2 separate regions of the Homo sapiens genome follow, and region 1 is linked to region 2. The links are chromatin contacts, found by Hi-C or POLR2A ChIA-PET in ENCODE. All regions are on one chromosome and are shown on one strand. The core of a region is the stretch at or near the end of the contact, and the rest is flanking DNA. Distances in the headings are between cores, read along the strand shown. Region 1 overlaps LIMCH1 (LIM and calponin homology domains 1). Region 2 overlaps LIMCH1 (LIM and calponin homology domains 1).

Region 1 (4,504 bases), core at 647-3,146, 51 kb after region 2:
TAATTTTTATTTGCTGGAGTATCTAGCATAGTGTAAGACATGCAGCAGGGGCTCAGTGAAAACTTCATTGGATAATTTCTGTTTTCTTCTGAGAGTAGCAGAATCTCAGGAGGCATAAAATCCTATTGCAGATGTGTTGCTAATTGTAATTCTCGGATACAGTTAGGCTTATGTCTGTAGTTTTTAGTTTTGCCCTTGTCAGGTTTTTTTCCTGATTTTTTTCCTTCTTTTCCCAGAGTGGAGTAATCTACATGTGTAACAAATCTACACTTTAGATTTGTTAAGTGAATGATTTAAGAAGGAATCCTCAGAACCCACAGATTGAACCACATCCCTAATGCATGCTTAACATTGGGAACTTTCTGCTAGCCTAACACACTTTCTCAGTACCCATCCTCTCTTCCCTAGGGAGAGGAAGCGACTCTGAATCCGACTTGCCTCATCGGAAGCTGCCAGATGTGAAGAAGGATGACATGTCTGCACGGCGGACTTCCCATGGTGAGCCGAAATCAGCAGTGCCTTTTAACCAGTACCTCCCGAACAAAAGCAATCAGACGGCCTACGTCCCCGCGCCTCTGAGAAAGAAGAAAGCAGAGAGAGAGGAATACCGCAAGAGCTGGAGTACCGCCACCTCCCCGCTGGGTGGGGAGAGGCCCTTCAGGTAAGGCCTGAGCACCGCTGCCCTCTTCCTGGCTTGGGCATGAGTGGTTTGGGAACTGCAGCTCCTGGACAGGAACGAGGTTAAATGACCAATTCAGAACTTTGATGGAAGATTACAGATGGAGGTGGGTGGGACAGATCTTTGGAGAGAGCTTGTCAGGAGAAAATAGAAGCTTCGTGAGTGCGCCTAGAACAGTGCCTGGCACACAGTAGGTATTCAGCAACTACTTGTCTAAATAAGCAGATTTCTGAAACCAATTCTGTTGATAGGACATTGAGAGCAAATCTGTCATCCTTGTCCTTCTGCGGAGACTGCTTGACTCCCAATCCTGTCAGATTAGGCGTAGAAAGATTCCTATCTTTATGCAAAAAGATGTTTTAAAACTCTAGGCTTAAATTAACTTGATATAAGCTCAAATATGTGATGCATGGAATGTGGTTCACAATAACATATAGAAATAGTCATAATAAATGGATTTCTCATCTCTTTAGAGAAACAGTGTTTTAATCTCTGATTATGCTTTTGTATTTATTTATTCATTTATTCAGCAAGTACTTATTGAGCATCTACTATATGCTAGGCATTGGGGACCCAATAACAAATAAGGCAGAGTCCCTGCCTTCAAGAATCTTACAATAAAATAAACTTGTCTAATAGTCCATCTGTACTATTATTTTCCATTGAATAAAGATGTTATTACAATTTTTAATTTGCTGAACAAACTAATGAAATTTACCTTTCCAGCAGAAAAGGTTTTTGCCTTTCATTATCAAGTCTGGGATAACTCTCAATGTTGCGGGTATGATGCATTGTATGAATTAAATGGCTGCGTTGAATTTTCTTCACATTATCAGGATTATATTGTGTGCTATGACTTTCTTTTCTAAAGTGAAAAGTAATATCAGAATAGCGGGGAGATGACATGGGGTCTGCTCCCCAGCCCAGTCTGTTAGTTTGGTAAACCATATTGTCCAACTCACTAGCTTTCCTGAAACGATAGAGGAAGAGGGGAGTGAAGTGGGGTCTGCTGGTGAAGACAACCCAGCTGGCCAAATGAATCCTGGTTGGAAGCCTTCCGATGGTGGGTGTGAATTACCTGACGGCAGTGGTAAGGAGCACCCTTCTTCAGACGGGGCTGTGGTGGCACCAGCTCCCAAGTCTGAAGAAAAAGATGCTGCTGAGATCCAAAAGCGCAAAAGGCTAGAGCAAGCTGGAATCAAGGTCATGCCAGCAGCACAGCGCTTTGCCAGGTCAGCTCTGGGCTGAGGGCTGGCCCGGCTGGCTTTCTGCATGCCTGGGGATTTGGAATCTGTCTAGAGAGTTGGAGTTTTCATCTGATTTTTCCACTTCCCGCTTTTCCTATTGCATCACTGTTCCCTGCTCTGAGCACGTAGATGATAGTCTTTGCCTTAAGGCATGTCTCTGCTAAGTACCTCCTGGGTATTTTAAATGAAGGTGAAGAGTGAGCTCCTCACTGCTGGGTGCAGCCCTTGTCTTTGTCATGTATTTGTGATCAGTCATGTGTGGGCTGCAGGATTTACCTAGCAATAACATTGTATTTTTCTATTGTTTGTGGCTTGTTAATTTTCATGCTACTCCTAAATGGCTCATATCTTACTTTACACATCACTAGAAAAATAGTCTGTTGCTTTGAAATGGGGAACACTCTCTTTAGAGAGTGGCTGGCTTACAAAATCCACTTACTTTCTTTGTCCCAAGAGAGTACTAAGTAGAATTGGGTTTATTTGACTCCTTAGTTTCTAAAGCATGTTGATTCAAAAACAAAGAATGGAGTAATTACTTCTCTTTAATTGTAACAAAGGTACTAGTATCCAGTCCTGATAGCTTCATATTACATGTGAGATGGAGACCTTCAGCAATCAGAGCCAAGGAAAACTATAGTTCTGCACTCTTCTGTAGTGTTTTGAGAAGCTGGTTAATTTTTCTTATAAAATAACCACAATGATCCTAACAAATAATAGTGCAGCCAAAATGTATTTTACAAATTGACATTCATAATAATTTGACAGTTGGAATTCCTTTGCCACTTGCTGTTCCATTTAATTTTTTTTTTTTTTTGAGATAGAGTCTCACTCCGTCACCCAAGCTGGGGTGCAGTGGTGCAATCTTGGCTCACTGCAACCTCTGCTTCCCAGGTTCAAGCAATTCTCCTGCCTCAGCCTCCCAAGTAGCTCGGATTACAAGCGTGTACCACCACGCCTGGCTAATTTTTGGATTTTTAGTAGAGATGGGGTTTTACCAGGTTGGCCAGGCTAGTCTAAGAGGTGGCTGATATACCCATCTTCCAGAAGTCCAGAAGTGGGAGCTGAGGATCGTTGATAGTCAGTGACTTGCAGAGCTGGTCACCACCGACCTGGTGATCAGATTCGGATGCTCTGACCACAGCACCACATCTGCCTCCCACACATTTTCCATTTCTCTATACAGCTCCACATGTGGTTATTTATGTGGTCCAGGTCTTAATTAAATATCCAGTGTTGAGTTACATAAATTTAATTCTAGAGTACCTTTGTATTAAAAAAAAAAACAACTAAGGATATACTTCCTCCTTGTCTGTGGTATATTACAGATAATCATGCCTATTCTGAACACGTATGTGCTTCTGGAATATTCTAACATAAAATTGTGTTTATGTTACAAACAGCTCTCTGAGTTTATTAAATAAAGAGTAATGTAATAAAATCTTTTTTTAAAACTCCAGATTTTTTAAAGTTTTGATACAGAGACCTTATCAAACACATTTTTTTCTGCATCCCTTGAGCATCCCATACACCATGTACCAGAGACTGGACTAGATGCTGAGAAGACAAAAATAATAATAGTGAGGGGAATACTATCTCCTCACTAGGTACCATTTTTCAGACTTCTCCAGCTTCTGCCTTTAAGGACATAGTAGTAGGTAATAAGTGATACAGATAAGAATATGAACTTACCTGAAATTTTAATCTTCCTGTCTTTGACACACATCTTTCATTTATATCACGTGTAAAGTCTTTAAGCTAGTGTTTACCAAGGATACCATCATCCTTAGAGTATCTAAAACAGCAAAGGGGGATGAAGGGGAGCGGCATTAAGCTAATTCAGCACACTCAGGAATAATGGTCACATAGAGAAGAGAAGTGGGGTAAAGGCTGGGAAGTCCATACACGTACTGTGCCACTTCAGTACCTGGGACGTTTATTTTATTAAAAACTTTGAACTCTTTTATGACAACTCCCATTCACTGTACAAACATCAAATCATAGTTTAAAAATGTAATTCTAATGAATATATATTATCTTTGTTTATTTCACTTCCATTCATGTTTCCTGTTATTTGGCTTAATTTTAACCTATTTCATCCAAGTTAGCTCTCATATGCAGAAGTTTGCAGGTCAGTTAATGTCATGATGCCTCAGGTCTTCTGACTTAGCATTTAAAATTGGGCTCTGGATAATTATGCATATTCTCAGAGAATGTTCCCAATAGCAACACAACACAGCTGCTCCAAACACCCAGAATTCATTTGTTAGGCAGATTTTTCAGCTGCCAGCCAGCGCTCTCACAAAGGTTTTACACATAGCATGCCACCAGCCTGGCATGTCTACGTCTTTGTCACTTACTTTTTTGCATGCCACAAGAGTTGAGAGTCATTCTAAGTTTATCCACATTTGGGATCCTGCTTTTAATGTGGCAGAAAGTAGCTTAACTGGAATGAAGTATCATGAAAAAGAAAAGGACTCTTGGTGTCTGGAAAATAGGAATTTAAATCATTGAAATACGCTGATATCTCTCGAGGCATTTTAACCTCAGTGTTCTGTCTTTGACATCCAGATGAATTCTG
Region 2 (4,152 bases), core at 1,466-3,965:
TATAAGCACGTCAGCAAAACTTTTTTTAACTTTTGACTTGCTCTCAGCCAAATAAGTAAAGTATTTATGCAAAAATAATCATGACAAGGTCAATAGTAGCAGCAATAGTAGTAATATATGACTGAGGCAGAATTAAATTCCAGAGCCCATACTTTTAACTACCTACTTAGGGTTAGGTACTGAGTTAGGTGCTATACTTGAATTATCTCCTTTATTCCCTAGGAAAACCTGGTAGGTAAGTGTTACTGCATTTTATAGATGAGGAACCTGGGGCTTAGACAGATTATGTAGTTTGCCCAGTATTACCAATAAGTGCACAGAAAGGCATGATTAGAATCCAGGTCTTTTTGTGTTTATCTTTGGAAGTATTGCTACACTTGTTTGGTAGTAATAAATAGCTCTTTTTTTAGAAATCTTGTGCTTAAGTGGCATCAGAAAAGATGATAAGTTCATTTCACCTCCCAGGTAATGTCCTTAAAATTGGCAGCTATAGGCCGGGCGTGGTGGCTCATGCCTGTAATCCCAGCACTCTGGGATGCCAAGACAGGCGGACCACGAGGTCAGGAGTTCGAGACCAGCTTGGCCCACATAGTGAAACCCCGGCTCTACTAAAAATACAAAAATTAGCCAGGCATGGTGAAACCCACCTGTAATCCCAGCTATTTAGGAGCCTGAGGCAGGAGAATCTCTTGAACCCAGGAGACAGATGTTGTAGTGAGCCGAGATTGCACCACTGCACTTCAGCCTAGGCGACAGAGCGAGACTCCTTCTCAAAAAAGAAAAAAGCAGCTATGACGGTTACTTAAATGGGCAGTAAAATGGCATTTGAGGAATAAATGGTCAATAGGATCCAGTATTTACAACCATAATTGATAGTGAAATTACAGACTCATCACTAAGAAAGCTTTCCTATCACTTTACAATAAATTGTGTAATCTGAAAATAATTTTAAAACAAAAAGTTATCAAGGTCCAGCTTCAGGAGAGCCAACGTGACAGCTGACCTGATGCACCGGAGTTACAACACAAGAACTGTTGCATTCCCTTGCAATGGTGTGTCATGGGTTTGATCCACATGCACACAGAGTATATGTATTGAAAACAGTGGTGACATAATGTTCTACTTATTTTTGGATCTAGATTTCTTCAAAAACTAATGCGAGAAAAATACTCTAAAATGGATGATTTCTTCTGGCTATCCTTCAGAAAGACTGAATGAGAAAAATATGATGCTGCTAAAATAGGCCAAAATGTTGATGAAATGTCTGTGGATATTGGAGGATATACTCAAATGTAAATTGTCTCCTTTGTCATAAAATAAGGCGAGGCTATAGGTCGAGGTATTGGCAGTTACTATGAATAGTAAATAACCATTGAAAGATTGCTTGACTTTGAAATTGATTGCAGAGATAAACATTTAAAAGTTTTCTCTCAAATTTCTAGACATGTTATTTACCTCTCTATTCAGGTTATGTGGCCCATCTTTGTGCATTGGCAGTCTTATTACATTTTTTCTTCTCTTTTTTTCTCTTTGTGTTTTTAGTCTGTCATTCTCTTGATCTTCTACATATGGTGTAATGAAAATATGCACAGAATGTAATCAAGAAATGTCTCATATAATTAAAAAAAACAATTTAGTGCTTCTTAACATTGTACTAAATAGAAATTACCAACTGAGGGAAACTGATAAGAATTGACTGTGTAAATGCCTACACCCGAACCAGCATAGATATTGTTTAATAATTGGTTTTGTTTCTCATGATAAATAATGCTGCGTGACCTGTTACCCCACTTGAGAGATGCAGGAGTTAGAGATCAAAATGCTCGCTTTCTTAATGAGAAGAGCTCAATTGAAGACTTCGGTCTGTGGCAAGGGTGCCTGCTGCCCTTTTAGCCTGAACGAAGCCAGACTTACCCACTCAGCCACCAGGAAGAGCCCACCATGCAGTTCTCTCCTGTAGGGGCAGCTCCCGTAAAACCTGTAGTATGGAGTGGAAGAGAAAGTGCACATTTTGCCCGAAGTTGGAGGAAGAGGCTTGGCTAAACATGCTCAGTTCCTTCATCACTCAGATACCCCATGAGCAAGAGGGCAGAAAAATGCCCAGGGGTTATGCTAAGGGAGCTTCCTCTACTTGGAAACGCGAAGTAAAAGAATAGGAGGGTCGGCCCTCAACAGTCAATTAGGAGATGAGGCACAGCTGAAATCTAGGACCTGTTTTAAATCTGGCTGAACACATTAGCTATATAGTACCTGTGGTTTCCAAATACTATAGTAAATATATTGTATGTACTCGGATTACTGGAGATGCATTGTCAAAGTAGTCAAGTCAAGGACCATATTCAATATTGAAGTGGGTTTCAAAGATAATGAAACATAATAAGGACTCCAAAAATGCCACTAAAAGCAGATTCTCAATATTAGCTGTGCATCAAATTCACTTTAGTTCACTGAAAAATAACCTGTTGATTAAAATTCTGTTCCTCGTCATCATCAGGAAAGGATTTATGCTTTAAAGTTCCTATGCTATTTAATCTATTTTGCATTTCTCTGGCCATTGTGACTGAATTTCTCTTTCATGAGTAAATAGATAAGACTAAATGACAGCCATTTATAGCATCATTGCTGAGGACACAGCTGAGGGTCTGCCCAGCATGAACCACATGTTTGCAGAATGGTTGGTGGACAGCAGGTCCCAGCGTGGGATATTAGGTATGAGTGTCACCATGTGTCTCAGTAACACAGAACGGTATCCTTGGCAATGTACTCTGTGACCTCCACAAAACATTAGATATGCTGCATCAGCTTGACTGCTGAAAATAGTAAGCCTGCCTGGCACGCATAATTCTGTGGCCATTCTGTGCTTTAACCAGTAGTCTTACAGCGAAGCTCTGACCTGAGGCATTCTGCTTATAGCACTAACAAAACTTTGCTTTCCAAGGGGTTAAAGAAATACTTTCAAAACATGTGGCCTCACTTCCACTTAATTGCTGTAGGGACTCTCTGGTTTCAACAGGAGCCTTTGAATCTGAAGTTTAAGCCTTGCTTTTGTTCTATCAGCCCTCTTTTCCTTCAGTGATATGTTTTGCATTAGCGTTGCAGTGGAGTAGACACTAGCCTGTATTGATTTTGGTTTGCATGCTTATGCTAAGGCAGAGGTGTTAATTTTGAGGAAGAATGAATCCTGGTTTGGACCTGTGCACTTGAGGAAAGGAGGAAATTATAATTTCCACCATCTGTAACAGTGGCCCTGCTCCGAACATTTTGTGGCAAAGAAATGTTTAGTAGGTAGCTCTGGGCGGACAAGAGGGATTCAAGAATCAATAACATTTAGGCAAAGGTTAAAGACAGAAGGATGAATGGCACCGCCCAACAAAAATAGACTGATGAGAGTTATTGGCCATGGGGTGTGACTTGGAGAAACTGTCGTTTAAGGATTGGGGGAGAAAAAGGGACTCAGGAAGAGGACTGAGAAAAAGAAACAGAGAAACAGTGGAAAGTGGAGCATTCTAGCATCCATTTGAAGGAGAGTGCAGAAATAGGAGGTAATGAACTGTGTCAAATGCAGGTAGAGATTTAGCACATTGCAAGAACTGAAAAGTGTCCCTTGGATTAGCAAGTAAGGAATGATTGTTGACCGTAAGAGGATTTGTACCAGATGGTGAGAATTGAAGTCAGATTGTGAGGGGGATCAAACAGGAGGAGAGAAATAAAGACTGTGATTATGATCAACTCTTGTGGGCAGGAGAGCTGAGAAAGAAGAGGAGAGAATGTGTGGCTCAGGGAGCCACACAGTCCTTGGAGGACTGTTCGTTAGGGTAGAAATGTTTTTTGTCTTGTTTATAGGACAAGGAGAAGACTGGTGAGAAAAAGATGAAGACAGAGACAGAGAAGAGAGGGGAAAATAAGTGTGAAGTCTTGGAAGTTAGGAAGGGATGACTTTGACAAGGAAGGAGAGACTTCTTTTGTCCTCGGAGCAGGGGAAAGGAGACGGAACACAGGAGTGTATAAAAAAGGAATGGAGTATTGACAGTGCCGTTTCTGGAGGCCTTGACTTTCTCAGGGCAGCAGCAGGCAAGGATGTCTGAGAGTAAGTGGGAGGGGTGTCACAGAGAGAATATGAAGAGAGAAGCAGGAGGTTGGATTTGTTGTTGA

Evidence for each region. Hi-C counts contacts between places; a loop is a spot of excess contacts on that map. ChIA-PET counts read pairs that join two places held with the same protein, here RNA polymerase II (POLR2A). Pooled maps may share reads with other maps.
Region 1: a loop to region 2 is called in a map of tibial artery, with 4 times the contacts of the local background. The contact joins two enhancer-like sites. A Hi-C loop is called at or near these places in 7 of 168 maps with a recorded cell type or tissue (HCT116, Right ventricle myocardium inferior, aorta and 4 more) and 9 of 50 pooled maps. POLR2A ChIA-PET finds 5 or more read pairs at or near these places in 3 of 52 experiments (A549, BJ and H1).

The regions. Positions count from the first base shown.
Region 1 is chr4:41,618,780-41,623,283 of GRCh38, forward strand. LIMCH1 (LIM and calponin homology domains 1) reads left to right here. Exons shown (of 32, transcript NM_001330672.2): 6 at 409-661; 7 at 1,645-1,911. Among named protein-coding and RNA genes, the nearest start is that of LIMCH1-AS1, 72 kb to the right of the region's middle. Within about 2 kb of position 1,897, at least 2 of the 41 ENCODE cell types and tissues checked have a DNase peak (open chromatin) inside an H3K27ac peak, as active enhancers do.
Region 2 is chr4:41,567,381-41,571,532 of GRCh38, forward strand. All of the region lies in intron 1 of LIMCH1 (LIM and calponin homology domains 1), which reads left to right. LOC105374423 (a long non-coding RNA gene) reads right to left here. Exons shown (of 4, transcript XR_001741667.2): 1 at 1-4,152. Among named protein-coding and RNA genes, the nearest start is that of LIMCH1, 31 kb to the left of the region's middle. Within about 2 kb of position 2,716, at least 6 of the 41 ENCODE cell types and tissues checked have a DNase peak (open chromatin) inside an H3K27ac peak, as active enhancers do.